2 separate regions of the Homo sapiens genome follow, and region 2 is linked to region 1. A link is a loop called in an ENCODE intact Hi-C map of the cell type or tissue named here. Cell type or tissue: natural killer cell. All regions are shown on one strand. Each heading gives the region's core, and the rest is flanking DNA. Links, peaks and the distances in the headings are about the cores only. Region 1 overlaps TMEM161B (transmembrane protein 161B). Region 2 has its middle 63 kb from the start of LINC02060.

Region 1 (17,074 bases), core at 3,107-11,106:
TTTCACTAAAGAATAGCTTGATAATACTAAAACCAGCTTTATTTTAGGTAGCCCATAGTGTCATTGTTTATTGGTCTTTTCCTTGAGGCCTTTCAGTTTCTCTAGAGGAGAATCTCTTAATCTCCTGCCTGGAGTGTACAAAACTGCTACACATGTTTCCAAGGTGAGTACTACCTTTGACTGTGTAGACTTTCACCTAATCATCCTGTTTTTGATGCAGTTGACTAAATCTAAACTCTTCTGTGCCTCAGGTTCAGTTTCTTCAGAGGCAAAAATCTTAGTCTTCTGCTGGAGTCAGAGTGGCCTGGCTGCATAGAAAGGCAATCAGAGTGGAGAGTTGTGAGTCTAGTTGCCACCTACATAGAAGTCAGTGCACAGCACATCACTGCCTGTATACTTCTTAATCTTGTACCTCTTAAAATAAATTATCATAGAATTTTAAAAATTTAAACACAATCAGGAATGGTATCATTATCTGTTTGTATTGTATTGATCCATATGTTTTTGTATACATTCCCATATTTTTGGTATTACATGTTAAATATTTAATTCAGTTGTCTAGAAAACATTAAGTTGTTGCTGAGAACTAGGAAGACTTAATCTTTGCTTTTCAAAATAGCCCTGTGAGGTTGTGGACTGGCGGCATTTTACAAATGAAGAAACTAAGACACAGAGAAATTAATTTTCAAGTGGAAGATCACATAGTTTAGTAAGAGTAGAACCAGGATTAAGCCAGACACTCTAGGTCTAGAGAATGCTTTCTTTACAACTTTGTCACACTATAGTTTAAGATAGTATATGATTACATGGCGAGTGAATTATATTAGTAAGTGATACAATAAGTTCAAAAGAGGAAAAGAATGGCCTCAGCTGGGAAGGTAATGTTAAGTATCATGAAAGATATGGAGCTTTTGTTGAGTCTTGGATTGGGTAGGAGGAGGGAAGAGTTCAGATGATAGATTATGATCCAAGACAGTGTAGTGATGACACTCAGGAGATGGCAAGTACACTATTCTGATTGAGGTGGAGATTTGGGGACTATTGAATGAAAGCTTGAACATGTGAGTGTGGCCAGATCATAGTATTACATACGGGTTATTGGGAGATGGTGTTCTAATGTGGAACTCAATAAATAATTAGGTTTTTAAGATTTATCCAGTATGCAATATGAAGTGAGGATGCAGTGATTATACCATTTTAGGCATTTGTGGTGTGGGACTGTAAAGTATTAGTGATAAGTGCAAGATCATGCTTCATGTCTGGATCAGATTGCATGTAATTTTGTTTTCCTTTAGTGTTGACATATTTTGTAATTTCATTATTCTAGGATAACAAAGTGTGGTGGTAGGTGTAATTTTTGGGAAATTTTATTCTGATGATTTGGTACCACTTTTGGCCAAAGATACTATTTTGTTTTTCAGTGTAAGAAAAGAAGTTGGAAATTGTCTCCTTATAGATTCTAGTAAACATTTTCAGTAAAAATAAAGCAGTGTTTTTCAAACCTGAGTTTAAGGCATTTAGGCTATGAGAGATCATAGCTGTATCTTAAAAGCAGTTCAGTTGTAGTTTTGCAGTTTGACTATATTCATCTTTCTTTGTCCTCTTCTAATATGTAAGCTCTTCCTTATAATGCCAAGAAAGAGATGGATGGACCTGTATTGTTTGATACAGGTTGAGCATTACAATCCAAAATCCGAAATGCTCCAAAATCCAAAACTTTTCCAGTACTGACATAACACCAGAAGTAGAAGACTTTACACTGGGCCTCATGTGAGAGATTGCAGTTAAAATGCAGTCAAAATTTTTTTCATGCACAAAATTATTAAATATGTTGTATAAAATTACCTTCAGACTATGTGTGTGAGATATATATGAAAGGATTCTTCTGATTATGAGAATGTTTTAATTCTTTACTTCTGTCAGGGCAGTTCTGTTTTGAAAAGATTTTATGTGTTACTGCTAAAAGTACCACATTGACTTAGGTGCTATGTACAGTGTTTTAGAGGCAATGTAATCAATAGTTACGTGCACAGATTCTAGATCCAGACTGTCTAGTTTTAAATCTCAACTTTCTCTAATCTAGCTGTGATTTTGATATTTTTACTTTTACCTCTCTGCCACAGTTGTTGTTTTTTTGTTGCTGCTGTTGTTTGTTTTTTGTTTTCCTGAGACGGAGTTTCACTCTTGTTGCCCAGACTGGAGTGCAGTGGTGCTATCTCGGCTCACTGCAACCTCCGCCTCCCAGGTTCAAGCGATTCTCCTGCCTCAGCCTCCCGAGTACCTGGGATTGCAGGCGTGTGCCACCATGCCCGGCTAATTTTTTTTTTGGAGACGGAGTCTCACTGTGTCACCCAGGCTGGAGTGCAGTGGCGCGATCTCAGCTCACTGCAAGCTCCGCCTCCCGGGTTCACGCCATTCTGCTGCCACAGCCTCCCTAGTAGCTATGACTACAGGCGCCCGCCCCCATGCCCAGCTAGTTTTTGTATTTTTAGTAGAGACGGGGTTTCATCATGTTAGCCAGCATGGTCTCGATCTCCTGACCTCGTGATCCAGCCGCCTCGGCCTCCCAAGGTGCTGGGATCACAGGCGTGAGCCACCACGCCCGGCAATTTTTGTATTTTAAGTAGAGACGGGGTTTCGCCGTGTTGGCCAGGCTGGTCTCATACTCCTGACTTCAGGTGATCCGCCGGCTTAGACCTCCCAAAGTGCTGGGATTACAGACGTGAGCCACTGCGCCCGGCCCACAGTTGTTTTTTGTTTGTTTGTTTGTTTGTTTAAGTTTTTTAAAATGTCTGTAAAGTAGCAATAATAATGTGGTTAGTGTGAGAATTAAAAGTTAATTGGTAATGCCCGGCATATGGCAAGTACTAAGTGATAGCTGTTAATTTTCCATGCTTGACATAAACTTTACGTAAAGGTTACTTTTCTAGGTTTGTTTGCCAAGCACCTTAGTTTGTTTTGCGATTTCAAGGAGAACAATTTGGTGTATAATGGAAATCTGAGTTCTATCTTTGGGCCATGCACTGATTTAACCTTGATTAAATCAATTTGTGTGTGTTGGGGTGGTTCAGATAAGATAATCTCTTCAGCCTATTTTAATAGGTGAACATGTTGAAACTTTTGCTGTTTTTGAATACTCAGTTGGAACTTGTTTTCTCTAAAGATTTTTTCTTATTACTAATGTGAAGTGGTGACCCCAGACACTTAGTTTTCATACCACAGATCAACAATAGCTACTAGTAAAATTCTCAAATTTTAACTTGTTGAATTATTACGGAGGATTCCTGTGTTATGTGTTTAATTATAAATGTAAACTGGTTTAACAGACATGCCTAATAAAGACAGTTCTCTAGAATAACCTCTACCCTGGCTTTTCATGTCACTGAGAACATACTGCATAAAAATCTTGAAATAACCTTCTAGTAAAATTTGAGTGAGATAAACTAGAAATACATTCCCTAGCTACAACTTAGTATATGGGTGCTCTTTTCCTTAATTTAAAAGTGTTTTAAACTCCACTTGGAAATAAATGTTGTAGTCAAATTTTATTGCAATCAAGTCCTATAAAGATCATTGTGTATAGCTCCTATAAATTTATTGTGGTTTTTCCTGAACTTTTCCTTCTGCAGCAAAGTTCTATTTTCATTAACTACACACTATTTTAAAGTAGAAGATGGTGGTGAAAGATCTGTTTGTGTCACCTTTGGATTTTTTTTCTTTGTCAAAGCAATGGCAGTGTTGATTGTAACAGAAAATTATCTGGAATTTGGACTTGAAACAGGTAATAGTTTCATACAACTTTAAAAATCAATTTTGCTTTATCTAGTGTTAATATTTTTGACTTCAGTATTTAAGTTTTATGTCTGATAAATATCTAAAATTAAATTTAAAGTGTATACTCTGTAATGTTCAAAATAATTAACCTTTATTATTAAGATCTTCATTTTTTGCTTTTGTTTTAGCTAAGTTTTTAATTAATGTTTTTTTCCAAAAATACTGTCTCGTTTTTTTCCTTACAGTTAAATAAGTTTCTGTAATGCTAAAGTTTACTCTTATAGTTGAAGAATTAATGCAAATTTTATGCACACTCATGGAATGTACAAATATCAAAGGGACGTTTTCAAAGACTGTTCCTGCTAATAACCAAATTTTATTGCATTATGGCATACTAATTAACACATGAAAGAGCTAAGCTAGTCACTTCAAAATTTAAGATGCTCTGTTTTCTAACATTTTATTTCCATGGAAAGATTCTGTATTTCACATTTGTGATAAGAGTAATCTGTTGTTTTTTTTTTTTTCCCCCACAGGGTTTACAAATTTTTCAGACAGTGCGATGCAGTTTCTTGAAAAGCAAGGTTTAGAATCTCAGTAAGTTTTTGAAAAATTAAGCATTATTTAAATTTAACCTTTTCTATTTTTAATAAAGCAGTATTTACTATAAATAGCTGTTTTAAATTAGTAAAGAGTTTTAAGTTGGACTGTCACTTCTAGAAACATCCTTACTCATAATTTTTATGACTATATAAAGTTAGTGTCTTTTATAGAATTCTTATGTAAATTTGCATTTCTTAAATTCCTCTCCCTCAAGAGATTAAATTTATATCCAAGTTATATGTCAATTCCCTGTTGAATGTGTAGGTTAGGTTGCTGTGACTATGACTAAAGAGATGCCTCATTTAGTTTACAGTTCACCAGAATCCATTATAGGTACTTGAATAATAGCAATCTTTTTGTAGAAATTTGCTTTGTTTTACTGTTATTGTTATTTGTAAGATAATTGATTAGAAGAAAAGAAATTCTTCAAAAGCTAATTATAAAAATTTATCAGCTTTTTAAAAAATTTTATTTTTAGGAGTCCTGTTTCAAAACTTACTTTCAAATTTTTCCTGGCTATTTTCTGTTCATTCATTGGGGCTTTTTTGACATTTCCTGGATTACGACTGGCTCAAATGCATCTGGATGCCCTGAATTTGGCAACAGAAAAAATTACACAGTAAGCGGAAAATGTACATAAGCACATGCAGATAAATATATGTTTTCCATCTTAATGAAGGTATAATATTGTAATGTAATCATAAATTATTGTATTGAAAATTAATAACCATTTGATGTCACACTACTTCCTCTTTCAACTATAAGCAAGTTTCTTTTATTTGCTTCTAAATTTTAAGTCTTGTATTTAAAAAGATACATCATCGATTACTAAATTTGTCTTACCTGTTAAAATGAAAATCTCAAAATTTATGTTATTTCTAATTCAGGGGCTTATACTGCAATCTCTACAACTAAACTGAGGATCCATAGAAATTTCCCTTAAAAAATAAGATCATTTTACTTTAAAATATTGTTTTAAATTTTCATATATATCTATTTAAATTAACTTTTTAATGTAAAATTTTACTTAAAAACATTTTAAAACTTAAAGTTGTATGTAAGAGGTGTTTGTTTTCCTTAAGTTACTGACCTGCTTATTAGACTCTTATTAAAATAATACATTATTTTGGGATTGTTAGTACTCTACAATGTTATATGTTGTACATTACTTCTAACTACCAAATTCTATTTTAGTTCTGAAGTTATATGTTAGTTTGGACAAGTCACATTTCATCTTCATATGTAGTTCAAAGCCCATTTACTATATTCTTTGTGCTTGTCACAGATTTTTTTTTGTTGATGTAGACATCTTGGCAGAAAGATAGGCTTATATCTACTTCAAATCATATGCAGATCAAAGTTCCTGTCTCATCGTTTTGTTTTGCAGTAGAAGCCCAACTTGAGAATATTTCATTTTGATATGTGTATTTATAACCATTAAGTTTATCTGGGTAATCTTATTTCCTAACATTTCTATTCTTTAAAACCTATTTTTAATGATGCTGATTCTTTAGTCTTTTCACATTCTTGTCTCTCTTACCTGTCATTTCCCTTTAATTTAATTTTGACTGTCTTTTTTTTTTAACCTCACTTCCATTTTTCTACATAAGCTTTGTACATGTGTTTACTTACTATCGCCTCCCACTACACACTCCTTCATCCCTCTTCTTTTTTTTTTCTCCTTTTACTCAGTGTGCTTTTGGCTGCATCCCGTCTTTCTCCCACCACCCGTCTCCCTAATGGCTTCTTTTAAGACAAAACCTGGTTCTCCCCCTCCTCTCTGCACACACACTTCAGTCCACTAACCCCAGTGTTATGATTTAAATAAGCTGAAAAGGGTGGGTGGAGGGGAGCCCTTCACAAGCTACTGAAACCGCTGTGGGCTGCTCCTTGATACTAGAGTGTTCCCTAGCAACACTGCATACCTAATACTGCTGCTTTCTTCCCCACATCCGATGGTTTACCCAGTCTGTGGGATGAAAGAATCACTTTATAAAAACATTTAAAGCATTTGGTGGTGGTTGGAGGTGGAGTGCACATTTTAGTGTCCTTTTTAGTAAAATGTGGCTTCATTTTAAGATTTTTTCCCTTGGGGGATTTGGGGTTTTATTTTATTTTCAGTTTATTGCAGCCCCTCATTGTGTTGTAGCACTCTGCCTTGATACAAGGGTGTGGGCAAGCTAGTTCTGTTGTGAGAGTAACATGACTGGCACAAAGAGCAGCATTCTCTTCACCCCCATGGCTAGGCACTAGGATGTGTTTTTATATCAGAGGTTAGAGCGGGAGTTCTGCCTTTCCCTGTTAGGTGTTTGTGGCTTCCTGACCCAGCCCTGTTCACTCACACAGATCACTGTCTGCCTATGTAGTGATACTTTAAAATGTGGTGTTTGTGTGTATTTTGAACCCTCCAGTTTAGCTCTTAAGTGTGGTTGATAATGAAAGCAGTTTATGGTAATAAAATGGGTGAAGAATTTGCGTTTTTTCTAAAATAAGAAAAATTTTTATCAGCCATCTATCTCTGTAGGATACAAACTTGGACAATTAACAATGAAGTTATAGCGCAGACCTGAAACCTTTGCTGTATTAGGTATATTGCCTTGTCAGGAGTAATGCAAATTATATATATATATATATATATATATATATATATATATATATATATATATATATATATATATATATGATAGGGAAATTATTTCAAGTGTGTTCATACTCATTCAAAAAGAAATTAAAATGTGGAATCACTTAACGATTGTTAACAATGGAAGTTAAAAATTATAAATGATCATTACACGTTAAAAGGTTCCTCAGTTGCGGGTTGTTGCAGTAGGTTCCGTCTGCCATATGCCTTCTAGTAATATGGACCTGGCTAATCACTATCATTTACTTGTAGATAATGAGGAGACACTTTGTTTCAGTTGCCCTAGAAAGTATCAGACGACTCTTCTGTACTGAAAATCCATTAGATTCGTTGACTATATAAAGTTAGAATCATTAAATACCTGCTTATTAAATCAGGAATAAAGTATGAGATTATTAAAGAATACTAGAATAGAAGTGAACAAATCTGAATTTTAGTCCTATATTTACATTAACTTATTGCCAAGAGCAAGTCATTTAACTTTTCTGTATCTAAATGTTCTCATTTGAAAAATTAAGATAATGATATAATTTCTCACAGGCTCAAATCAGTGTTAAATCATAATGATAAATATAAAATGATGGTGACAGTAGTATCGTAAGTAGTAGAATACTGCAAATAAGCTCCTACCTCCATTTTAGTAAGACCCCAGCTTCTGTAGTTTATTAGCACGTGCTGTTTCTGAATTTTTATATTTATTTCTTACGTACTTTCAGAACTTTACTTCATATCAACTTCTTGGCACCTTTATTTATGGTTCTGCTCTGGGTAAAACCAATCACCAAAGACTACATTATGAACCCACCACTGGGCAAAGAAAGTATCCCTTTGTAAGTATGGGCATTTGAGGGCTGATTTTTATCACCAAAACTGCTTTACTAAATGTTATTTACTGTATTTCGTTTTCAGTGATAAAATCAGGACACTGTATTTTTCAGACATTAATAGGAATGCTAAAAGATGTGTTAGAAAATTGAAACTACAGACCATCATGTAACATTTTTGTGATCTTTATTAGTTAATGTTAATGATTATTACCTTGCACTAATATTACCTTACACACTATTTTTTTCCTCCTCTTTATGTCCAGTCGTCATCATTTTTCTGTTGTCATTGTGGCTATTGTTCAGATACCTTCTGGAGTTCTTTTGTTTTAATTTTGAAAATTATGGAGGAAAAAAGTATAAATGGAAACTCATATACTCAACTCCTATGTTTGACAGTTGTTAACATTTTCCATATTTGCTTCATCCATTCTTTGTTTTGTTTTTTGATGAAGGATTTTTGAAGTAAATTAGAGACATAACAGTTTTATCCCTTAGTACTTTCTTTAGTTTGCACCTCTAAAAAAAATAAGGATATTTTCCTATATAACAATAACATCATCGTACCTAACAGTTATCTAATACTAATACCTTAATATTATTATCTAATACTAGTTTATATTTCTACAGTTAGGCAACTGTATTTTAGCAGAAGAAGATGGTGAGGAAACAAACAGTTTATTAATAGGCATTAATAACTAGACTTGATCTGTTAGCCTTGTAGAACTGTTAGAGTAATAGAAAGTTTCAGACAGAACTGGTTCAAACTCCAGCTCTCCTCCTCACTAAAATCTTCATTTGAGGCAGGTTATTTAACTTCACTGAGCCTCTGTTTCCCCATCTGGAAGATGAAGATAATAGTATCTAACTCACAAGGTTATCATTGGAATAAATGAAAGAACACATGTAATGCAACCAGCTGGAATTAAGTGCTTAATAAATGTTCTTTTCACTGCTTTGCCTCATCAGAATTAAAATAGAAATACTTGACTAGTCATTGACTCCGCAGTGTACCTTTTGTATTGTGTCCTTCTTTTAGATCCTGGTACCAGTTTGTCTTGGAATATATATAAAATCAGTGATGACCATGATAATTTCTCTTTTTAGAGTTAATCCTATTGAACCCAGGAAATAGCCACTGAAAAAGTAATGCTTCCCCGCCGCCGACACACACTAATTACCTTAATGGTAATTTAACTTGACAGATTCCCTAAGTATTGAAAAGTAATTCTAAGGATCTAAGGTTCTAGAAAAGTCTCAGAGAAACTACTAATTCATATCTTTGATACTGAAAGCATTCCCAATCCTTCCTTGAGATTTTGGTCATGGAAACTGGATTTCATACTCCTGTAACTATGTTCCCTGATTTTTATATTTGCCTTAGTTAAATTGAGAAAATAAGGAAACTAGCATTTATAAAACACTTATATACCAGTTATTATGTGAGATATTCATACTTTACATATTGTATCTTCTTATGGTAATTGTCCATTTGTTGCTGTTGTCATCCTATTTTATACATGAAATAACAGGCTCAGAGGTTAAATAATTTGACTAAGGTTATTCAGCCAGATCGCGTGTACATAAAACACTTGGTAGTTATACCAACATTCACTTCCCACTTCCAGTCTGATTAAACTTCATGTGGATTTATTAGTAATGAATACTTTATTTAATAGAAATGGGAATAAGGAACTTTTCCCTTGTGTGTATATTAAATTATAGGAAAAATATTGTTTGTATATAAAGACCTGAGGTTCTCTTTCTATAGCTTTTTCCCCCCTTTGTCCCATCCCCATTTCTGACCTGTTTCATAAGCATTCCAAGCAAAATTATAGTTTTACCTCTGCTCTCTTTTATTCTTCTTTAATTTGAATTCGTGGTTAAGTTATTAGAGGCAGTTTTTAATTTTTGTTAAAAATCTAAAATGCATGTGATAGATTGTGAAAAAATGGCTGCCCATCAAAGAGGGTAGGATGAAGGAAAAATAAAGTGACAGGTTCTTCTTCTGTCACAGACAAATTGGTTTGTGGAAAGGTCTTTGTAATCAGAAGCAAAAATATGGTATAATGTAGTTTCAACCCAGAAATGTGTTTGAGTCCATCATGTGTTCTGATAAAGCATTGAAAAAAATAAAATATGGTAAACAGAGTCCATGTGTGCTCATAATCTCCTAAGAAGAACACAGCATATACAGGAAAGCTCAGAATGGCATCAGGAATTTAAGGTGGTTTCTTCTGCCTGTTCTTTCCCTATATACTTTAAGCTCCTCCTCATGCTCCTTCTTGAGATACTCTATCAGATCAACTTCTTCAGATATTTATGATGGTATGGAATAATCTAATTAGAAAGTACTATTTAATGACTATTATCCTAAATCCTCAACTCATAAACTGAACAAATAATTTTCTAGTTCACTACCTTATTCTGTTCCTTTCATTCACGTTACCTGTTATCCTCAAAGGCTGTGAAATAGCTGTCTTCAGGCTGCTCCCAGTTAGTTGTCCTTGTTGCACAACTGGAGGGAGCACAGTATTGTTTATAGGTCCCCAGGAAAGGGTCAAGGCTGTGGGTAGGCTTGTGTCTTACGTACTGTTACTCTCACATGATGGCTCCTAAATCTCATTGTTCATTGTAGTGGAAACATGTTGATAAAATGTTATGCCTTTATCTTTCTTAGCCAACATTGCTTTTCCATTGAAATTTTATGTCCATGTCCCCTCATGACTTAATAAAAAGAAATGAGAGAGTATATATAGTAAAGCCTTTGTCCCATCCCCATTTCTTACCTCCATTTCATAAACAGTTCGAGCAAAATTTTACACTTCAAATTTTCCTATATTGTAGTTTTAGTTATGAGGGTTTTTTTTTTAATCTTTTCTCATTTGTTCTTTATATGCATCCATTCTACCGTCATGTTCTTAAGAATTTCAGGGAGACCCTTCTGAGTTCCAGGTTTTATCTGGCAAATGAGTCTGTGCATTACAATAGTCATTTTAAGTGCCTGATAGGTACTAGATATAAGACTAGATGCCAAGGGTGGTCTAGTCACTACATTCAAATTACTTGCAATGTAGTTCTTCATCAGAGCAGAAACCCATGGTCTTTTAAAAACATTAAACACCAAAAGGACATCAGAAGTTATCTCTTCTTTCTAAAAATTCTTTAAGCAGCCCTCATCAGTGGTCTGGTTTCTGAAATGGTGTCCTTCCGTTATGTATTTTCACCTGGAATCTTAACCTTAACCTTGAGGAATTGCTCAGAACCGAGCCAGCTTCAACGCATAGCAAGTTAAATGAATTGTTGTAGAGGAATCTCAGGCACCTGATTTCTTCATGATATATCAGAATTTTTGATTTTCCAGTGGTCCCAAGTAAAAGCTCAGCAGATTGAAAGATCCCATCCAAGTAGGTATATGATCAGGCAAAGCTGTAACCAGTGATGCTGGGTGATTGACTTGATTAGTCCCACAGGCAATCCCTGCAGTTTTCTTTCTTTCCCCAACTTGTCTTTTCATGTCACAGCCAGTTTTTATCCATGGAGGAGGGTATATAGAGAAAAGGATCTCATGTATTGCTCTACTTTTTTCTTCTAGATACCTGTTAACTTCTTACGCTTTCATGATACATTTATCTAGTTCTGTTATTCAAGTTAAAGTATTATACAGTTAAGTCTATGGCAGAGTCAGATTCTTTTATGTGTCTAACTGTTGCGAAGTATAGACTTCTTATATCTTATATGGTGACCATTAACATATAACGAGCATGCTAGCATATTGTTGTCTTTGAGAGCACCGTATCAACTTTTTGATCTGTAGAATGACAGAAGCCACATTCGATACTCTGCGACTCTGGTTAATAATCCTGCTGTGTGCTTTGCGGTTGGCCATGATGCGTAGTCACCTGCAAGCTTATTTAAATTTAGCCCAAAAATGTGTGGATCAGATGAAGAAAGAAGCGGGGCGAATAAGCACGGTTGAGCTACAGAAAATGGTAAGTTTTATACCCTAGTCAAAATGAAAAATAGCAAAAACCGCACTGTAAAAAAAAAAAAAAATTGGTTTCCTTTAGTAGATAGTATTTCAACCCATCATATTCTTATTATAAATAAACAGAACAATCTTAAGTTGACAGATATCAAAGAGACCTTGATCTGATTTTGGTGCCAAGTGAGGTCTTAATTCCTCTTCCTGCCTTAAGTGCTTGGTGTCATACAGTGGGTGGTACAAAGCTGTTTTATGCCTAATATTGCTAAATGGGACCCTTCTAATTGATTTGAAAGACATTATAACATATTGTCCAGACTTTAAGACTTAAAGAGTAGGAAATACTACTTTTAGTGGCTAAATTTATTCATTTTAATATTACTCAATTTACTTGAACATGAAATGTAAGTATTTAATTTATTTGAGGCTTCCAGAGAATAAAAGGACAAGGAATCCATCTGCCACTATAGTGGACCAATAACCTCATTCTTTTTTTAAGAGAGGTGGTTTTTGGCTACCTTGCTTTATTATTATTATTGTTATTTTATTTTTTGTAGAGACAGGGTCTCTCTGTGTAGCCCAGGCTTGTCTTGAACTCCTGGGCTCAAGTAATCCTCCTGCATCACCTCCCAAAGTATTGGGATTACAGGCGTGAGTCACCACGCCCAACCAGCTTCAGTTTTTGATTCACCTCCATAGTTAGGGGCATTTATTAAGATTTAAACAACTTTTTTCTGTTTTACCTTTTATATATTTTTATATTTTCCATAGTTTGACTTCAAATATGTTCATGTAGAATGGGGACTTAATGTTTTTATTTATGAGGGATTTATGCTCATATGTGGCTCTGCCTACTATTGTTATTTAGTTGGATATTTTAGGTAGATGCCCTTACATTGTGTTTTATCTTTGAAATATAAGTAAATATATACCATTTGAATCTTAGTCATTATTTTCTCCAATATATATACATCATTTAAGAATTATTTTTAAGGAATCTATTTTAATATTCTCACGTTCTAAAAACTTGTCTTCAAATTGAGCCTTTCCAAAGTCATTTTGGGGACATGTATCATGCAGCACAACTTACTGACATTTAGCTTCCTTCTTGTGAAAGGATTATCTCTTAAGTATTTTGGTATGGCAATTATATGAAAGTTTAATTCACTCCTAACATGTCAGTTGCATTAGACACTTAAGAATGTTGTTGGTTGCAGGTGGCTCGAGTCTTTTATTATCTTTGTGTCATTGCACTGCAGTATGTGGCGCCTCTGGTAATGCTGCTTCACACAACTCTGCTTTTGAAAACACTAGGTAGGCATGCCCTGGCAACTAGGAAGCATCTTTTACTTTCTACCTATAATTAATAAAGCTTTTTGTCACCAACAAAGAAATGCAACTCTTAAAATTGTTTCTCTTTTTAAAAGTTGTAAAAAGAACCATGGGAAAGTTTTAGCTGTGGAAGGTGATTTATCATCTTCATTTTGAAAACTCAGGCCCATGGTTTTATAACTTTATGCTTTGTCTTCAAGAATTGTTTACTAAAGGTTAAGTCTCAGATTTACCCAGTAACTTTAGTAAGCACTGTTGATCTTAGTTACTTTCATGTTATAAGAGGATGATTTAAGGTTTTGTTATTGCCTAACATTTAAATTATTACAAGGCAATTATAAACTTACATAAATTACAGAATGCTATGGTAAGTTCTAGTTTAGATAACTTACATCGAAACGGTGAAGATTTCTCAGTACAAAATTCTACAAGTCTCTTCACTAAGCTATCAAGTCCCCATGTGGTGGTGTTATTCAAGAGGTGTCTATTATTGCATTGATCATTTCCCCTTTCTTAGATCAGGCAATCAGCCACTGTTAGGGTTTAAGAAACCTGAAAGAACTAAAAGCATTATTTAGCTTCATGGACCTAGTAGGTGTCATAGACTTGATGATAGGTATAGGTGCCCTGTAAGAATCTACGGAATGTAAAGGGATAGGTAGTTCAATTGTAAATTAAGTGGCTCATATCCTATCCACTGTAGGAAAGTATATGATGAAATAAATTTTTGGAAGCTATTAATAGGTTTTCACATTGAAATCATAGTTTCTGAGAAAGGAATTTATTTTGATATTCTAGAAGTAGAAAAGATTTCTCAGAAGTTATTGAATCTGTCCTTGTCACTCCAGTAGAGTTAGCTGATTAATTTCTTATACAATGAGGAAATTGTTTTGTTATTTTACCAATTTTTAGTGCAGTTAATTAAAAATATATCAGACTTTTTGCTTTAATGTGTACCTTTACTGATGAGGCCAGATAGTCTCTAGTCAGGTTAATTTTTTACAGATCTAGAAGGATTATTATTTTACTTTATTTTTAACATAAAATGATGTACTGTGCCACTAAACATATTGTTAATTTCAAATATAGGAAGATTTTTTTTTAATAAAAAGCTTGGTAATTAGTTACTCTTCAAATTGTATTTGTGTCTTTGATTTTCTAGGTAATCATTCCTGGGGTATTTATCCAGAATCTATCTCTACCTTACCAGTGGATAATAGTCTACTGTCCAATTCTGTTTACTCTGAATTACCATCAGCTGAAGGGAAAATGAAGGTAACTGTTACACAAATAACAGTGGCACTGAGCAGCTTAAAAAATATTTTTACTCCTCTTCTTTTTCGAGGACTTCTGTCTTTTCTGACCTGGTGGATTGCTGCTTGCCTCTTTTCTACAAGCCTTTTTGGGCTTTTCTATCACCAGTATCTGACTGTGGCATGAATCTCAGTTAACAAAAAAGCATATCCAAATCACCCTTTAAATTAAAATATCTGTGCCCTTAAAGGGCTGATGAAAACCAGAAGAAAGCAAATACAATGGGAAAAAAAAAACATATCAGAATGTCTTGTATTAAATGTTTCCTCTGTATTCTCAGGGTGAATTAATGTAGTAATATTTAAAATTACAAAATAGATTGTTAACTGTTACACTGTGGCATTGGAATTTTAACTCTTTGTATTTACTGGTATGAGAGGGCTATCTACAAGGGTAATATTTCTGATTACCCTGGTTTACAGAAACCTCCAGCAGTCTTTGAAACATCTCACATGACTCTAGTTATTGATTGCTTTTAATGGTTTTATGGTACTGTTGATAGTCATAGTGGCTGCCTATAGAACAATCTTCAAACTGAGCCATGCTTTAGGGGAGGGAAAGGGGCTAAAGTCTCTTCTGTTGGTAATTTATTAGTTACTCTTGAAACAATAAAATCCAACAGAAAGGAAGAGATAGCTACTGTATATTACAGTAAAGAAAGCTGCATAGTTATTTTAAATTTAATGGAGATGAATATGGTTAAAATATATAACTACTGCTGCTTGAGAATAGCAAGAGTATTGTTTTAAAACATATTCCACCCAACTTGAGAGTTCTTTTAAAATGATTGGCCATATGAACATTTGTAATCTTGCCATTAGGTTTGGACCTGCCATATTTTGTTTTATTCTGTGATCCTAACTAGTTCCTTTTAATAGGCTAAAATATTTATCAATACTGATCAGACTTTAAAGAAATTACTTTGTAAACCTGCTGACTACCTGTATGTATTGTATATATATTATATATTAAATATATAATATATTGAGATTATAAAAGATGAAAATATTGAATCCTTATAATATTTTAAGTTGCAGAATGTATGTTAAAAAGTGACTTGAATGAGATGTATTTGTATCTAGAAATTTTATTTCTTTTTGGAATGAGATTAAAATACATTTTGAAAGTTCAGCAGAGTAAGCAATTTATTTGTGTTGCCTATGTGTGAGTGTATTTAAAGTTTTATGGACGCTTAATGGTTTCTCCCAAATTAAAATTCTTTTTCTGTCATTTCCAAAAATCAGAATCTTTCCCTCTCAAATCAGGTCTACAGGTATCATGTATGCCTTTGTTAAATAGGACTTGTTTTAAATTTGTAGTTTCTAGAATTAGAAATATTTTTGTTTTACTGGCCAAAACGGATAATTTGAATGAAACATTCAAGGGAAATGAAAAAAAGTAAAACTCTTTTTGATGCCTTTTACATCTAAAGTTCAAAATGAAGGGTCAAGATTGTAAAATGTGTAAGAGATAAAGGTAGTTTTTTTGTCTTTTCAAATAAATGAATACATGCTTTTCCATATAACTCTTAAGAGGCTGTCTTTATGTTTCAGTGCTGTTAACACTGTTGAAAGCAAGTTTGAAACTCTTCTTTTGGAATAACTTTCAGGGCTTTTAAGGTTCACAGTCATCTGAAAATTTTAATATAGCAAATTCCTGTCTTTGGGTGTAGATTTAAATATTTTGGAAATAGCCATGTTTTAAAAGGAAAGGAATGCTTATACACTGCTGAGGATGTAAATTACTTCCAGTCCTATGGAAAACAGTATGGAGATTCCTCAAAGAACTAAAAATAGAACTACCACTTGACTGAGCAGTTTCATCATTAGGTATCAATCCAAATGAAAGGCAATCATTGTATCAAAAAGAGACCTGCACTCATCTGTTATTGAAGCAGTATTCACAGTGGCAAAGTCATGGGGTCAACCTAAGTGGCCATCAGTGGTTGATTGGATAAAGAAAATGTGGTATGTATACACCATAGAATACCATGCAGCCGTAAAAAAAGAATGAAACTATGTTCTTTGAAGCAACATGGATGAAACTGGAGGCCATTATCCTAAGTGAACTAACTCAGAAACAGAAAATGAAATACCAGATGTTCTTTTATAAGCGGGAGCTGAACAATGAGTACTCATGGAAATAAAAATGGAAACAGTAGACACTAGGGATTCCAAAAGAGGGGAAGTGGGAAGGAAATGAGGGTTGAAACACTACCTGTTGCATACTATGTTCACTATTTGATTGATGGGTTCACTGGAAGTCCAAACCTCAGCATTGTGCAATACACCCATATAGCAAACCGGCACATGTATGCCCTGAAACTAAAATAAAACATGTAAAAAGTTGAGTAGTAAGTACTTAAACTGGATAAAACTGACTGAAATGAATTGTGAATATATCCTAATGACGCTTCATGTGTATTTCCAAAGGAAGCATTTCAAATATATTTTGAGATATATCAGCGTCATCAAAATGTGTTTGTTTTATAATAAGATGATACCAAAATTTCACATTTGTTTTGTATCTGAAAATTCTCACATGTTGGACTAGGGAAGAATCTCACCTGGTATTTATAATCATTCTTACCAAAGAGCTACA
Region 2 (17,074 bases), core at 4,520-12,519, 300 kb before region 1:
CAAACACAAACTTTGACTTCAGTGCAAACATTAGTTTCACAAGATTTTTAAATGTTTTAGATATGCTTTCCAGAAGTTTAAGAGACTGAAGCTACACATTGTGGTCCATTTATACAAAGGAAAATGGACTTGACAAATACTGTTCTGGCAAATCAGTGCTAAATATAATCTTAGTTAAGGAGACATTTTCATTAAGCATCCTCTTTCAAATGCCAGCTAAAGCTTTTCCTGTGTATATGCAACATTGGGTATTACATGTAAAATATCCATACATAATATGTGTATTTTATTTATGACAGAGAGCAGTCATAATGTATATTAGGCACTCAGTTATTATTTAAATAATGTATTTGTGAATTCTTGATAATTTGTCTTGTTGTCTAGAGCCTAGGATAGTGCCTGGCACAAAGGCATTCAGGAGATATTTGCTGACATCCTGAATGAGTACTGTCTTACAGAGAACGTGCTGTTGCCAGTTAATGTGCTTTGTACACTATCTATCATGGCACAAAATTCAGCCCAACACCAATTTCAGTCCTTGAAATATTGTCAGGAACTTAAAAAAAGTGCAACTCAGTTATTCCAGCCTCTGTGATAGTTTTTTTAAAATATGCATTTGAAAACTGTGATTATTATATTATAATGTTACAAGTAAATTTCTCTTTGAGAATATATATTAAAATTTCCTTGCCTATAACCATCATACAGTGGCAAAGTAAAAACTCCAGTGGCTCCACAAAAACTCTTCAAAATAATTAAAGTAGAATTGCTGAGCAGATAGAATTAACAAGGGTCATGAATCAAGTCAGTTCGAAGGTGAAATTTTGTGTGGGGCATTGATATCATTTTGGCTCAGTTAAGAAAGAAAGAGGATCTTGAAGAACAATGCTGTAAATCATGAGGAAACAGGAACATGTTTTGGTTTTCTAGAATTAGTTAATTTTTTGTAAAGCAATGTTTCTAAGAAGACATTTTATAAATGTAGATATATTTTAAAATTGTCTTTCTCACTAAAGAATTGTGATATTTCCAAAAGGCATGCAGTTTTTCTGAAAATTTAAGCCAATATCTTGTTGAGAAAAATGCTTTTTAAGATCATATATTAAACCTTAAAGAGAAAACAGCTAAAACCCCAAATTGTGTGGAAAAAAGTCCTGTTCTGTAATTCTGTGTATGATGCTGGGATTAGGCAAATGGCTGATGGCTTGATCTGTCAGGGGCTAACCTGAAAACTGCTGACTTCCTGGATGTGAGCCAAAGGTTGCCCTTGGGGTTAAGATAAGCCAGTTAATCTCCTGACTGAAACAACTAGTCTAGACATTGAATTGCTCTGGCACGGTACTTGTCAGGGATGTTGTGGACTGACTACATTCTAATTTTGCCCACTGTGTAGTCCTGGAATTGCAGGGTGTTTTGGACAAGAGGATGGCACGGTTGCTATAACTTGACTAATTCAGCTGCGGAGACAATGTTATATAAGGTGGGGTGTTGGGTTTTGCATAATTTTTTAGATCAATTCCCAGTCACCAATGAAGAGAAAATAGCTGCATAATAGGTCTAGCTTGTTTTATTCATGCGTAAGGATGTAATAAGGAATCTGTAAGCTGGTATTAGACTGTGCTTCTGATCCTCTGAGAGGTTCTTCTGGCTGTGAGGATCCTTAAAAGTCATTGAGAGAGTCATTTGGGACTGCTGTATGCTGATGACTCTGAACTGAAAGACACATCCAAAATGAAAAAAAGAGTTTCTAAAGAGCCAGCACAAAAATAAAGGCAGTCATTGGACATCAAGCAGAAATTTGACACAAAACTCTATCATTACCTGGTATTTTGTTATAAGAAACACTAAAGCAGATTAAGAAGAAAAATAAGTGGTGCACAGGCCTGGAACAGCCTCAGCCTGGCAAGAATTGAAGACTCCAGCCCAAACCTGGATGTGATATACTGACTTGATCCATTTTGATTTGCACCATATCTTATTCAAGATTGAACTCTTACTTCATTTCAGGATATTTTGGGCTAGAAAGATGAACAAAATGAAGTTCTTCTTTTAATGACTTTATATTCCAGTAAAGATGGTGATGTCAAATGAGAAAAGAATATCACCAAGAAAAAGATGAACAGCCACCATCACATACTTACTTAGAGGAGATTGAGACCTCAGCCGAAATAAGCGAAGGATTCCGGACCCATTTAGAAATGTGTCCTCTTTAATTTTCTTATCTTACTTTACACATTCTTCTTCTACTCATCTAAACCTGTAGCTACTATTGTATTCTATAGACACCAAATATTTTATCTCTAACCTCCTCTCTTTTCTGTTTTCTTTACAACTACCTTTTCTTAGGTTTTCAAAAGTTTTTTATTTGAACTTTTCCAGAAATTTTCTAACTATTTGCCTTCTCCTCTTCTGTATACCTCCCTTTGGTCTAAAACAAATTAATGTCACCCCATGGCTTAAAATCTTCCCCAAACTCCCCTACCACCTGCAAGATAAAGTCCTTATTTCTTAACATGACTTATAAGGAACTTTTTGTATTGAGACCTGTCTACCTTTCCAGACTCATTGCTTCCAGCTGTTCGTGGACCAATACTAGATGCCAGCAATAGAGAAATCACTGCAGTTCCCCAAAGGTACCACATTCTTCTGTATGTCTCTTCTCTTCTATTCCATTTACCTGGAAAGTCCTTTTCTCCACTTATCTGCCTGCTGAATTCATTCCAATCATTCCTTAAAAGTCAACTCAAGTTCATTTCTTTAAAATGCCTCCTGCCCACATTTCTAGACAAAATCATGCACTTTCGTTTCTGTGAGCTCTCATCATGAGCTGTAATTATTTGTTTTTTTCATTTGTCTCATTATTTAGGATGTGAAAACTCCAAAGGCCAGTAACATGTGTTTGTGCCTGTATGTTATAGATAGATAAACTCATCTCGTACTCCCTATGTTTACCACAATTTCTGGTTCAAAACCAGATGCTTAAGAATAAGAAAGAATAGGAAGAAGAGCAAAAAAGAAAGAAAAAGCAAGCAAGCAAGCGAGCAAGACTTTTCTATACTAACTACACACTGTTAGCATAAACTGTTCTTATCAACACCCATGATTGTTTCACTAAGGTCTTTATGAACTCTGTATTCAACTATTTTGTCAACATAGAAACATTAAGATTTAATGAAATTTGTTCTTCATATACTTTAGCTTCTCATGATTTTTGCATCTCTAGGAAAAAAGTCACGTGTTCATGATGATCAAACACAGCTGTTTGATTGGTGTTAAAATGGATCTGCCTGATAAGACCTGGAACTGAGAACCCAAACAGAGCCTTAAGGTAAGCTCCCAAGGGAAGTGCTGGCAGTAGATATTCAGAGGCATTTTGGACAGTTGGGCAATCAGAGTGAGACTGACCCACAAGCAGGCAAAACGTGTATGCATTAGCAGGGGTGTGGAAGAGGGCTAGGTTTTGACTGAGGGTTGGAGAGGACATGAGCTGGTTTTTGACTGATAACGACAAATGAGTGATTCAGGCAGATGGAACCTCCGTGAAATCTTCTGGAGAATCCAGCTGTAAGTAGTGAATACCCAGTCACAGCAACTGGCATTCAGAAGCAGTTGACAAGCCTCGGCAGCCTTGGCAGGAGGGACAAGTCAAAGTTCTAGGTGTCAGAATTGAGGCAGAGAATCAAGTAGAAAATTGGTACAGCAGGATGGAGACCCAGAGTATTAGGACAGAGCTGTGTGGCAGAGGTTCAGTCACTGTGGAGTAAACAAGAACTCATTGTGATCCTAGAAAGTAGCAGCAAGATTATGGTAGGGCTGGTAGGAGGGTGGCCTGATACTGAGACACTGAATGTGGCCTCTGTTCTCTCTTCAGATACAGGATTGGGAGCTATTGGGAAAGGCTTGAAGCTATAGCTTGTGAGAATGACCCTCGATGCTAGAGAGATAATGGACAATAAGTTAAACTTCATTTTAGTCAGGACCCTGGGTACTTACAGTGTCAAAAGCTTCTTCCACTAGTAAGAATCACTAGAAAATTACCAAGACATACCCAATGGTCTATTTATTTTGTGGATGCATTAAAAAATTCTTCAAATAGCCCCATTCTTACTGTGCTTTGACCCGTACACTCCCTATAATTCAGAAGAGTGAAGAAAGAAACAGTGGAGGAGAGAATGTACTTAAAAATACACAGTTAACCTTTTCCTCAAAGCCAAAGCCTAAAGGGAGAACAGCAGTGTAAAGAAAGTAGGAGGAGGGCCCAGGATGACTTCTAAGGGAAAAAGAAAGGCATCTTTTGTCCAAAACTAAAGCAAAATCATGGCGATGTGATGTTGCTTTTTGTCCATAACTAGGTCATAATAGACAAATGAATTTCTAATGATGAAGAACTCAGGATGGGATAGGATCAGGGAGGGGAAAAGCAAGCCTCCCTCAATGTGCACCACATTCATTTGGGACAAGGATGGTGTAGGTGTGCTGTCTGTCAGCTAGAATGTGCATGGGCTTGGGAAGAGATGAACAAGAACAGAGAATGACTCCCTGGGCCATGTTGGGCATTAGTAGACTAGGTCATTCATTTTGCCTTCTGGGATAGCATCTTTCTTTTTGATATCCAAGATAGCTTTGTGATGTGTCATCTTGGCTAGGTTAAACCACTTTCCCCAGAATTCCCATTCAAGTGTGTTTCTGAGTTTTCCAAATGTAATTAAAATGTAATTAAAATGACTGCTCAGCCAGAAATTCTCTGTAATAAGTAAATACACTCACACACATACACACATGTGCATACATGTACATGGATATATGTGTATATATGTCTGTATATTTTTATATATATATATATATATTTAAAATACATATATAAAGGCATCTTTTGTCCAAAACTAAAGCAAAGTCATGGTGATGTGATGTTGCTTTTTGTCTATAACCAGCTCATAATAGATAAATGCATTTCTAATGATGAAGAGCTCAGGATGGGATGGAATCGGGGGGCAGGGGAAAGCATGTATTTATATGTATTTTAAAATATATATATAAAAATATAAAATACACACAAAAATGTGCATACTGGTTCTGCCTCTCTGGTTGAATCCTGACTGATACAATACCTCATCTTTAGCATATTTTTGTATCTCATGTTAGAGTTTGCTAAGGACTTCTGCGTGTTTATTAAGTCCTAGATGACAAAACTGGGGCCCAGAAACAGTAAGTGACCTAACCAATGCCATGTAGCCAGTTGGTGATCTAATCAAGACCTCAATTAAAGCTCAAGTTCCCCAGCCTGACAACATTGCTTATAATGTTAATGTTAACATTTCTAGTGTTATGTATAAAAAAGTTTAATAACAATAAATATACAAGTTAAAAGTACAATAAAACTTTTTTGGGGGTATAGGAAAAGCACAATAAAACTTTTTGGTGGGTACAGAAAAAAATGTATTACAATTTGGATTGAAATCGTAACTTCTCTTTATATTCCTGAAAATTATATAGAACTCCATTTTGGGGAGAGGATTGAAGTTTGTGATTAATTCCAATATTTATACAGAAAAATTTTTTAAAACCCAGAGAATTTAGCAATGGGTTTACCATTTTATATTATGATGCCTCCAGGGCTGGGTGTAGAGTGGCTAGGGAGGGCTGGGTGAGGAGAGATCTTAAAGAAGTAACAGATGTAAAGACCCAATAATAAACTAATACACCTGTGCAATAAGCATTCTATATTCTCTCATGTATTACTCAGATATAACAGTTCTAATTTAATCAACAGAAGATATCATGTCCCATCCTTGCTGCTCTCTAGAAGTATTTAATATCTCAATCACTGAAAGTCAGTATTGAAAGGCTTTAGTCTCTATCTATTATCTATCTATCTATCTATCTATCATCTATCTATCTATCTATCTATCTATCATCTATCTATCTATCTATATCTATCTATCTATCCAATTTTTTCCCCTTGGGAACAACAATAGGTATAAAATCCTAGGATAGGGGAAAATTTTGGAAGTAGTGATAGTTTTTATTTTTTAACTTTTAAAAAATATTTTTATTGTTATATCATAGTTGTACACATTTTGGAAGTTCATGTGATATTTTAATACATGTGTACAATGTATGATGATCAAATCAGGGTAACTAGGATATCCATCACCTCCGACAAGAGTAATTACTAAATTATAGGGTAAACGGCTAAAAACAATGCACTTAGCCTTAAGCATCAACATCTAACTATTCATTGTTTTTTTGTTTTTGTTTTTGTTTTTTTTCTCTTTTGGCCTTCACACAAACTGAGAAAGCCACAGCCCATGTAGAATGGAAATATAGTATTTTAAACCTTTTTTCTTCTGAATACAAAACCCACCTCTTCGCTGGGAAATTGCATTCCCATCCCAATCAGTCTTAGTGAAAACCACTGATTCAGGGTAATTTCCCAGGACATAGTGGGTGTTGTGGGAGTGACAGCCCACATAGAGGGAAAAACTGACTTAAGGAGGGCCTAGGAGGGTCCTCCCTCAGGATATCCTATACAAGCTTGTGGGGCAGAGGGCCATGCCTTCCTGTGTGGTGAAGCTATGGAAGGGTTGATGGTGGTTTACATCCATGTCTTCCAGAGTATGGGAAAAGACTGTCTGCAGTAGGAGTGAATAAACCTAAGTTGTAGAGAGATGCAGGGGAACGGGCCCGCTGAGAGGGAAGCCTGGTACTTCCAATGGGTGGCTCCAGCTATCCCTGAAGCCCTGGTGCTCCGGGGGGTAGCTAACTTTTGGATTACTCTAAACTTCATTTTGATGAGCAACCAAAGAGACTGGGGAATAAGGATTGGTGAAGTGCTCTATTTCTAGAGGCTTGTATTCCAAGATGTGTGTGAGAGTTTTGTCTGCTGGGGGGCCAGGCTAGTACCTGAGAAGTCTGGTCTGAGCTTGCATCTCTGTGGCCTGTGGAGACTTAACATGGAAAGGGATCATCCTGGTAGTTTATCCTTACACAAAATGGATTGGCCTGGGAGTGAAAACTAATTGTACTTGTAAAGTTTCAATTGTCTTTTCTTAAATAAAGGGGGGGTGGGGGCACGGTGCAAAAATTGGGGAAAACCGTGAAAGGGAAAAGCATTTTGAAAAATTTTTAAATGCCCCTTATTATTTTGTAGTTGCAGGATTTTGGTTTAATTTGAATCAGTTAACTCTCAGAGGACATCTGTAGCATTTAGAAAAGGATGGCTAATTTGCAGCAGATACGAGCTTTTGTGCAAAGGCAGAAAGATGTACTGTAACATATGATGCAGATCACTTTAGAGTAATTGAACCATGGCTTTTGCATGCTTTCGATCTTAAGCTTATCTCTATCTGAAGCCTGTAGAAAGTCTTTTTCCATTTACATAACAGGGCAAGAGATTATTACTACTAAAATTAGATCCACGAATTGCTATGCATAGTGCTTTGTAGCATAATCAAATTATGATAAAATAGCCTTTATTTCTTTATAGCTATATAATATAGTTAGGTTCTTTCACAATTTGTTTAGAAGTAAATGGGTGGCAGTACTATCTTATTATATTAAAACATTGCTGATTTTTGGCCAAATTGACAACCTTGCTTGATTGTTTTTTAGAGATGCTTATTTGAAGAATGGGGAGGAGCCTGACAAAGGCTAATATGTTTTCCTTTCTTGCCACTCCTCCCCCCAGCCTTTTTTTTTTAAATGTGAGCCACTGCTCGTAAGTTCTTCCTGCACATCCTTATCACTTACTGTGATAATACGATCCTGAGAAAATGGTTCCTGTTCATTTGATGTGACCAGATAAAGTCAAAAGCCTTATGCCCTGGAGAATCCTTAACTGTTTTCTCCCAGATTCTGAACAGGGCAAATCACAAAAACCTTGTCATCAGTTAAATTATTCTTGTAAAGATGTAAACATGGTAGGGGAGGGAAAACAAACTCAGAGAATCAAGGAAAAAAATGTGGCAGTGGGGGAAGAGAAGAAAATGGAAATTAAGACTTGCAATGGAGGAAAAAACAGCAGAAAGGAGAGAACAGAAAAAATACGACAAGGATATGGCTATGAGGGAAATGAAGGCTAGAGAGAGGGCAAAATATAAAACCAAGGGAAGCTTAAAACATGGTAAGAGCAGATTCCATCCCGTTTAAAGGCTCTGAAAGTTTCTTGATGGCTCTATTGAGCAGAACCCCCCACCCCCATCCCATTCTATATTATTGTTAATGCTAAAGGTAGCTGTAGCTGCAGAGGTGGCATTTCTTCTAATTTAATTTTCAGTTACTGAACTCAGTTACTGACTCTTTAGAGCCGGAGGGAGGATGAGCCTTTGTTAAAGCTGCAGCCGTTAACTTTCACTTTTCTTTTCAACCTCATTAGATTTCCTGAGGTTTAGTTCTAGACTTAAAGCACTGCACTGTGGCTAAACTATGTAAAATAACATTTTTGGTGAAAAGCAACACCTGCAAAAATGTCACACAAATTTCAACTTTAGTTGTACCCAGTGATGTCACCAAATGAAGTGCTAGTGCAGACGACACAAGTAATAGGGTATTAAATTTGTCACGGGCTTCATGGAAGCCACAGCCTGTGACTCCTTCATGGCATCCTGCAGTGCAATGATGAACCAGAAAAACTCCTTGTCTGGTGGCACCTTTATATTTGTGTTCAATGAGTAGCACACCCATGCAGACATAAGCCTCATTGAAGCAGGATTTAGAAGAGGCTGCTTCCCTGGTTTAGTCCACACAGGGCATCAAAATTCTGATTTAATTGGTATGGGTAACCTGTTTCCCATGTGTAGGGAGATTCTTGAACTCAGAATATTACAAAAATGACATTTTCTTGATTTCTTGAGAATGACTAAAGGCTGGAATGAGAACTACAGATGATTGACTCTGAACAATCAGGTACAATGATCTACAAAGTTTATACAATGCATGTGGTGATCAGTCTCTGCTGTCATGTCTTTCGGAGAAACATCTCTATGCTGGCCCAATCTGTGGATCCTGGGGTGGTGACCTCGTCCCAAATGGTCAGGGACAACCAGGGAGGCTTTACTGCCTCAGGACTCACTTTGCTGCTCAGAGAGTCTCTGTGCCTCTGGTCTCTATGACAAGCTGTTTTCTCTCCTCTGTTGTTGCATTCTGTTCTTTATGTGACATAGAAAGACATTTTAAAGCCACCTAAGTGGGACAAGTCCCTCCTGTGAAGGGTGGAAATCTAATTGGATCCACCGTCTCTTTGGTGCCTTGGCAGTGCCTATGCAACACCTTTAAATCTCCTGTAAGCAACGGTAACTTGGACGTACTGTGTAACCACTTCTTGTCCAATATCATGTACGTTTGCTTTTCTTGACATACTAGCTGTGTAAAAGTCACTCTAAAGGATACATAATGATATAGGAATTACTAAAGAAAAAGTTGGCTGGGTGGGTGGCTAAAATATTTTATATTTTATTATTCTCCATTAAAAAGGTAGTGAAATAAAATCAGATTTATTTGATAGAAATATGTACCAGATTTCATTTGGGCTTGTTCTAGAGGAGTATTTTCCACAAGATTTTTATTATTTTTTTTAAATTTTTTTAAATTTTAAGTACAATAGGAAATATATTTAAATCATGACCCATTTATTACAATGTACACAATTCTTACTAAGAAACCATGCGATGTGTTCTGATTGTTTCTATTCTATTTGTTTCATTTAAAAATGCTTGTCACATCCTACTACATTTCCTTCATTACCCGTGAATGGGGAGTGACACACAGTTTGTAAACTACTTTTCTATAATTTTGAGCACAATACGCACAAAGGATAAAAAAATTTCAGGCAGTAGAAATTAAGTAGTAGACACATGAGTCTAAATTCTAAACACGCAGTAGGTGTTTTGTTCTTGTTATTTTAAATATTGGATTTAATTGCAGATTATTTTTTGAAGATTTTGGTGGTAACTAAGCCCTTGTTACCCTGAATTCATTACAATGTTTCAAACCAGTTTTTAAGCACAGCATTAAGGCTCTTTGTGGCTACTATCTTATATAATCTTTAATATAACACTATGAGATAAAAGGCTTATTGGATGAAGAAACTGAGGCTAAGACTGAAGGCAATTTGCTCCAGGTTGAGATACAATTAGTAAGTAGTCAAGCCAATGTTCTCCCAAGTGCTGTGACTTTTCTGCCCACTGCCAGGCCCTTAGCTAGAGAGGGGCCAATCAGAATCACCCAAGAAGCTATTTCCACCCACACAGTCTCTCTTCCTATCCCTCCAAACTCCATCACACTTGGCTGCTGCTTAGACTAACGGAAAAGGAAAAAGTGGTTGGTTTTTCTTCAGCACTGTAAATAGACTTGATCTCTACACCTCCCCAGCGTGACATTTTTATATTATAGTATAACTTGGTTATAATATAATTTGATTTATATAATTTACCTCTAATGACTCACAACATATCATAAGTAGATTGAAAAGTACACCAATTCTTCATGGAAATTTTTAAAAAATTAAATATAGGCACAATTTGTTACTCTTTCTGAAGACAAAGTGATAACTTAGAGGTATTACTGCTTCTAATAAAGAAGCCATCTATCAGCTAACCAAAGCGTTCTTTTGAAAATACAACAGCCAAGAGAGGGACACCTCCTTCTTACTCCCCAGCTTTCTCCATGACCCAGTTGTTGGACTGAAGCTGTTGTTTATTGTAAGTAGTCTCAGGTCAAAGAAGCTGGACCCGAGATAAGGTATATATAGTACTAAATTAATTGGTTACAAGCTCCCAGAAATAAAGAATAGCATTGAAAATATAGCCACTAAGTTACCAATTTTAAATATTTATGTTTAATTATTTAAAGAAAAAAAAGTATATTTCTCTGCCTCAGCTTCCTTCACTTGATTCAGTAGAAGCCCTTGTAGTCCATATGCCTGGCACAGTAGGTTGGTGTGGTGAACACCACTGCTGCTCCTTGGTTTTTCTAGCTCTTCTCCTTTTCTGGCACCCGGGAGGATTACGCTTCTCTACCTCCTTGAATTTAGGGTTAGTCATGTGGCTTGCTTTGGGTAATGTGCAGAAGTGAAGTGCATCAATCTTAGGGGGCATTAACATGCCTACGTGGGATTCTTCATGTTTTCTCTTTCCTTTCCATATTGACCCAGGATGACACATGCTTCATACAGTAAGTGCTTCAGATGCTACCCATGGAGGATAGGTTTCAGAGCCTGCAGATTTAAGGTGAGCAAGCAATAAAGATTTGTCGTATCGTTCACTGAGATTTGGGGGTTGTTTGCTACCACAGCATAATCAAGCCATGCTATTATAGCTGGTAAATCAAAAGAGCTGGTTAAAGCAAAGAATCTTAAACAATAATTAAATGTTCTTTTTAATTTTAATTGTAATTTAAAATTCTTTTTAATTTTTAATAAAAATGTATATAAAATGACCAATATTTTTGTTGTTGTTAGCCAGGACTTTTCTTCAATGATGAGTGTGCTGACTGGATTTCCATATTGTCTTTCATGCAATACCAAATAGATCATGCTTTGTGCAGGGTTTTTCCATGCAGCAAGAATGCAAAGGCATGGGTGAAACCATATGACTGCAGACTCTTCTGGCTTCTTAACATTGCCCTTTGCAAATATTTCACTTTCATCTCTCTTAGCAAACCTTTTTCAAGAGACTTACCTTTATTAAGTCTTTCCAAAATACTCTTTTTCATTTCCATACAAGCACCTTTCATTCTTGTCACACTCATATTTTACTAATGTGTGGTATTTAATTAAATAATTGTATAATTCAAATAACAAGCACAAATGGCAGAAAAAATTTAAGAATAAACATAAGTGATTATTACAAGCATGTAATTCATCAAGTTAAAGCACAAGACTAGAGAATTCTAGAGAATAGCCTACTCATCATGAGTTTTGAGACTTTTAGACAAGGCCTAGAGAATCAGTATATTGGACACAAATCATGTGTATCTTCTCAGATCCCCTAGTTGACATTTCTTCTTCTCTTTCTCAGGTGGTATTTACTTGTACCAAGTCACCCTTCCACTTTAGATATGAATAAAATGCCATGTTGCGAGCATGGGATTTGGCCTCCTGAGTGGTTACCAGGGGACCTAAGAGTCCATTGGCAGTGCTGGGGAGATGTCCCCTTGTGTGATGAATCATGACCAATAGGAAATGAGAGATGGGAGGCCTCTCACAGGTGAATCTCTCCTTTCTTCATTCCATGGACAGCAATAAGGTAAGCTTCTCCTTATAACCTTTTTAGGAAGAAGTCCCTTTGTGCTGAGTTAAGTCTGCCGGTGTACTGTTGTCAACTCTTTTGAACTCTGTGTGAAGTGGTGACCATCATGATAATGATTTGCATTACTCCATGTCTTTTATTGCCTCACTTCTCTCTTTCTCTTCATCTTTATTACCCTGGGCTTATATGTCCATAGTGTCATCACTTTAATCCCTGCCTCAGGCTCTGTCTTCTAGAGGAACCATACAAAGACAGTCAGTTAATCTGATGAGTCAGTTAAAGAGGTTGATTTAAAAAGCTTCTATGGAATAGCATTAGTGCTAGGCAAGGAGACAGTAGGAGCCCAGAGAAGTGGTGGAATATCTAGAGTCATTCACAGTCTGTTGGACTTATTCAGGGAATACAACATATATTGAGATATCTAAAATTAATGAGTCCTAAAGGACAAAAATAGATCATTGGAGGAAACAAGGTTTTCAGTCTGGTAGGAAAGCTTAGGCATGATGAAGGAATAATAATACTATTAATAAAAATCATAACTAATATTTATGGATTCTTACTAAGTTCCAGCTACTATATTAAGTACTTTCGAAAACTTAATTAGATGAGATACAGTCAATTTTACTAATTTTTTATGGAGAAATTGTGGCTTAGGAAACTTAAGAGGTTTTCACATAGTCACTCATCTAAGAAATAGTGGAGCACAAATTCAAACCCAGGGTTTGACTCTTAACCACAGGCTTAAGCAAATATGGGAAAATATTTAAATGGAGCATGAGGCACATTATAGAAGTAGAGAGCAGTCCAGAAAACTGGGAACAATATCTCAGACTCCAAACAGGAGGACCACTTCATAAAACAGGACGGCCTGGGTATGAGTGCTGATGCAGGGTCAGAGGCTCTCTGAACAACTGTTCAGAACTTAAGCAGCCTCCCGGTACAGTAAATCAGATCTAGCTAGAATAGGCTCACTCTTTTTAGAAGAGACTGCTTCTACTTTTTATAGTAATTGTTGCAAATGACTAGATCTTTCAAATTTATTATTTCATTTATCCCATTATTCAACAAATATTTAAGATTTTCTCTGAGCCATGCAAAATTATTGGCACTGTGGATATACAGATAATTAAGGTACAGTCCAAACCTTAAGGAATTCACAGGCTGATAGAGAGGACAGCCAAGTACTCAAAAATGTATAAAGGAATAGCAGTAACATGGGAGTATGGGGAGCACAGAGGAGGGTACTGACCCCTGTCTGAAGTTAGAGGAATGGGGAGACTTCCCAGAGACAGTGAAGAAATTGATTCCTGAGAATGGGACATATTTTTCCCGGGAGACAAAGGGAAAGGAAGAACTCTCTAGGCAGAAGAAACAGCACTGGGAAAGAAATGGAATCATGAGCAAGTATACTGCATTCCAGAAACATGTGACAGCATGGTAGATTTGGAGTATAGGCAGAGTGGCCATGCAATTCACTAACAAAGTCAGAACGATAGTTTTGAGAGTGAAAGGGGTGCTTTTCCTCACTATTTTGGGACAATACAAATAAAAAGGAACTGTCCCAGGTAAACCAGGATGTTTGATCACTCCAAGTAAGGAGACTACAGGATGGAAAGGGTGTTGGAATTACTTAGACTTGAGTCTGAATCCAGGTGTGGATGATCAGAAGCAGTGTCTGTGTTCAGTCATCTTTGTAGCTGATTATGCCTCAGTGTCCTCCTTTGAATCAAAATGAATTGCTTGAAATTAATAATTTCTTCCTTGTAGATTTGTGTGATGACAAAATGAGATAACAGAAATAATACAATTGACACAATGCCAGCCTGTAGTATGTGCTCAACAAATATTGTTTCTCTGTGTGTACTCTTCCCACCATAGGCCAGAAATGGGAGACGAGGTTGGAGGATTAAGCCGGTGGGATTACCAACAGATTGCAAAGATCATGACAAGGAGTTTGAATTTTGACCTGAAAAAAAATAATTAGGCAGATAAATTTCCTAATCATGTTTGTGCTTTAGAAATATGAGTCTGGGCCAGGCATCGTGGTTCATGCCTGTAATCCCCGCACTTTGGGAGGTGGAGGCAGGAGGATTGCTTGAGACAAGGAGTTCGAGAAATATAAATCTGGCATAGAAAGACAAATACCGCATATTCTCACATATCAAGAGGAGCTAAATAATGTGTACACACGGGCATAGAGTGTGGAATGATAGACAGTGGAGGCTTGCATCAGGGAGCGGGTGGAGAAGGGTGGGTGATGAGAAATTACTTAATGCATATAATGAACATCAATTGGGTGATGGGTACTCGAAAAACCCTGACTTCACCACTATGCAATCTATGCATGTAACAAAATTGCGCTTGTACCCCATGAGTTTATACACACAAAAAAGAAATATGAATCGGGCGGCAATGTTTAAGATGTTTATCAGGGCTATGAGATATATCCAGGAGCTCCTGGTAACCTCTGGCACCATAAAGCCATGAGATCTTATGTGACTCTAATTTTAAAAGAATATGAATTTAATATTGTTGTTGAAACTCATCCTTTGCTGATTTTGGAAAATGGGAGTGGAAGAAGATATTACTGTGTTAAGGAGTCGGGCTGAGTCAGAGATGGTGATTTAGAGCAGGAAGTTCTGACAACTCCCTAAATCTGATTCCTGAAGTATGGTCCCAGACCGGCAGCATCAGCAGCATCTGGGAATCTGAACTTGATAGAAATGCAAATTCTTGGCTGTATGTAGACCTACTGAATCAGAAACTCTGGGGGTGGAGGTCCAACAATCTATTTTTACTAGACTTCCAGGCAATTCTGATACATACTATTGTTTGATAACTGCTGTCCTGATTCAAAGTACAGTGCAGAGGTAAAAATTAAATGGGAAATCAAGGTTAGTAAATCAGAGAATAGTGATGAATATGTCACCAAACTGAAGAAGAAATTGAAGTAAACATTAAAGCCAAAGGAATTTGGGGCTCCTGGAGATAAGAGGAAGGAGCCTCTGATTGAGAAAATAAGCAGTTGATATGATACAGCCTTTGAAAAACACCTGAAATAGGTACTGCAGCCTATATTAGTTTCCTAGGGCTGCTGTAACCAAGTACCACAAAGCAGATTGCTTAAAACAACAGAAATTTTGCTGGGCACCACCCTCACACCTGTGATCCCAGCACTTTGGAGGCCGAGGTGGGCTGATTGCTTAAGCTCGGGAGTTCAAGACCAGCCTGGGCAACATAGGGAAACCCCATCTCTACCAGAAAAATACAAAAATTAGCTGGGCATGATGGCAAATGCCTCTAGCTACTTGGGAGGCTGAGGCAGGAGGATCACCTGAGCCTGGGAGGTTGAGGCTGCAGTGAGCGGAGATTGTGCCACTGCACTCCAGGCTGGGCAACTGCACTCCAGTCTGGGCAAGCTGTCTCAAAACAAAAGCAAAAACAACCACAATTTATTCTCTCATAGTTCTGGCAGCTCCAAGTCTGAAATCAAGGTGTCAGCAGGGCTATGATCCTTCTGAGCCTCCAGATAAACTTCTTCCTGGTCTTTTCGTAGCTTCTGGTGGTGGTCTTCCATTCCTTGGCGTTCCTTGGCTTGCAGCTGCAACATTCCAAGCTCTGCCTCTATCAGAGCTTGGCCTTCTTTCTGTGTCTCTCACTCCATGTCCTTTCTCTGTGTTCTTCTTATAAGGACACCAGTCATATTGGATTAATGCCCACTCCAATGACTTTACCTTAAGTAATGACATCTGCAACAACTCTATTTCCAAATAAGGTCACACTTTGAGGTATTGGGGATGACGGTGGGGTTAGGACTTCAATATATTTTGCGGCCAGAGAGGGGGACATAAATCAACCCATAATGTAGCCCATCATCAGCTCTTATAAAACTGGCACTGTATAATTTGGGTTCCCTTAGAAATAGACCCTGAAATAGAGATTCATGTTTAATTCCACTCCCTAGGGGAGTGGGAAAGTAGGGCAGGGAGGGGAAAGCATACAATAAAATTACTGATTATACTTATTTAGAGTTTTTCAAGGGACTTCATTTTCCTAGGTTTCTGAGAATTAGAAAAAAAAATTGAGATAGCTCCCTGATGTCACAGAAGGGCAAACCTGGACAGAGAAAAATCTAACCTGCCCATGGCCATTTAATAAGATAGGGAAAAATTTAGAAAACATTTCCTGCCTCAGCCTCTACTCTGGTCCTTCAGCTACTCAACTGTGTCTGACTTGTCTGGAACACTAAGTAAGCAGAATTGTTACATGGTGCTCTTTCTAAAGAGGCATGATGGATTTCTTATTAATATTTCTTTTTAAGGTGGACACCATGCATTTATATATAGGTAAAGTTTAACACCATTTTTATCATATAAAAAAGGCTCAGAGATTTTTCTTGCTTAAGATTATGCATCAAGTTTTTGAGAGAATCTGGATTATAATCCAAATTTTTTTTTCTGTTTTGTATGCATTACTTCTTTTCACATAAACACAAAGATTTTTTGGTTACTTAGGAGCTATGTATACAATGTGATCCAGTCATCAAAATTGCTGCAATAAAATATATTTTACTGAAGATAGAGGCACCCCACCTAATCTGACCTTCCCATATTTAAACTGCGTGACAAGAAATTTGGCATAGTTAAGAAAGAAGTATTTTCTCCTTTATGGATTGTGTCCTGTAACTCAAAGATTTTATATACAGTATACATGTCCAGTGATGTTTGTTTTGATATCTAATGTAGTGATACAAAATCCAGTATAATTAACCACTGTAACTTTGGATGATAAGCTAACTGAAGTTAAATGTGAAAAAGTTTAGCCTACAA

The links. Peaks named below come from ENCODE experiments on the same cell type or tissue, not always from the same donor. Only the 100,000 strongest peaks of a DNase experiment are listed, where the experiment ranks them.
Region 2: it touches region 1 in a loop (15-fold over the local background); 1 of 110 quality-filtered maps calls a loop at or near these places.

Annotation. Positions count from the first base shown.
Region 1 is chr5:88,193,736-88,210,809 of GRCh38, reverse strand. TMEM161B (transmembrane protein 161B) reads left to right here. Exons shown (of 12, transcript NM_153354.5): 6 at 3,630-3,781; 7 at 4,311-4,371; 8 at 4,856-4,996; 9 at 7,735-7,848; 10 at 11,660-11,834; 11 at 13,045-13,141; 12 at 14,322-15,763. The coding sequence ends at 14,599. Among named protein-coding and RNA genes, the nearest start is that of TMEM161B, 67 kb to the left of the region's middle. In natural killer cell, for the core only: no CTCF peak of the experiment used is centred there; DNase peaks (open chromatin) are centred at 6,289 and 6,649; H3K4me3 peaks cover 517 bases; H3K27ac peaks cover 1,776 bases.
Region 2 is chr5:88,493,841-88,510,914 of GRCh38, reverse strand. No RefSeq gene overlaps it. Among named protein-coding and RNA genes, the nearest start is that of LINC02060, 63 kb to the right of the region's middle. RefSeq lists enhancers at 8,515-8,624, 8,635-8,784. In natural killer cell, for the core only: no CTCF peak of the experiment used is centred there; DNase peaks (open chromatin) are centred at 7,734 and 8,334; H3K4me3 peaks cover 1,358 bases; H3K27ac peaks cover 1,121 bases.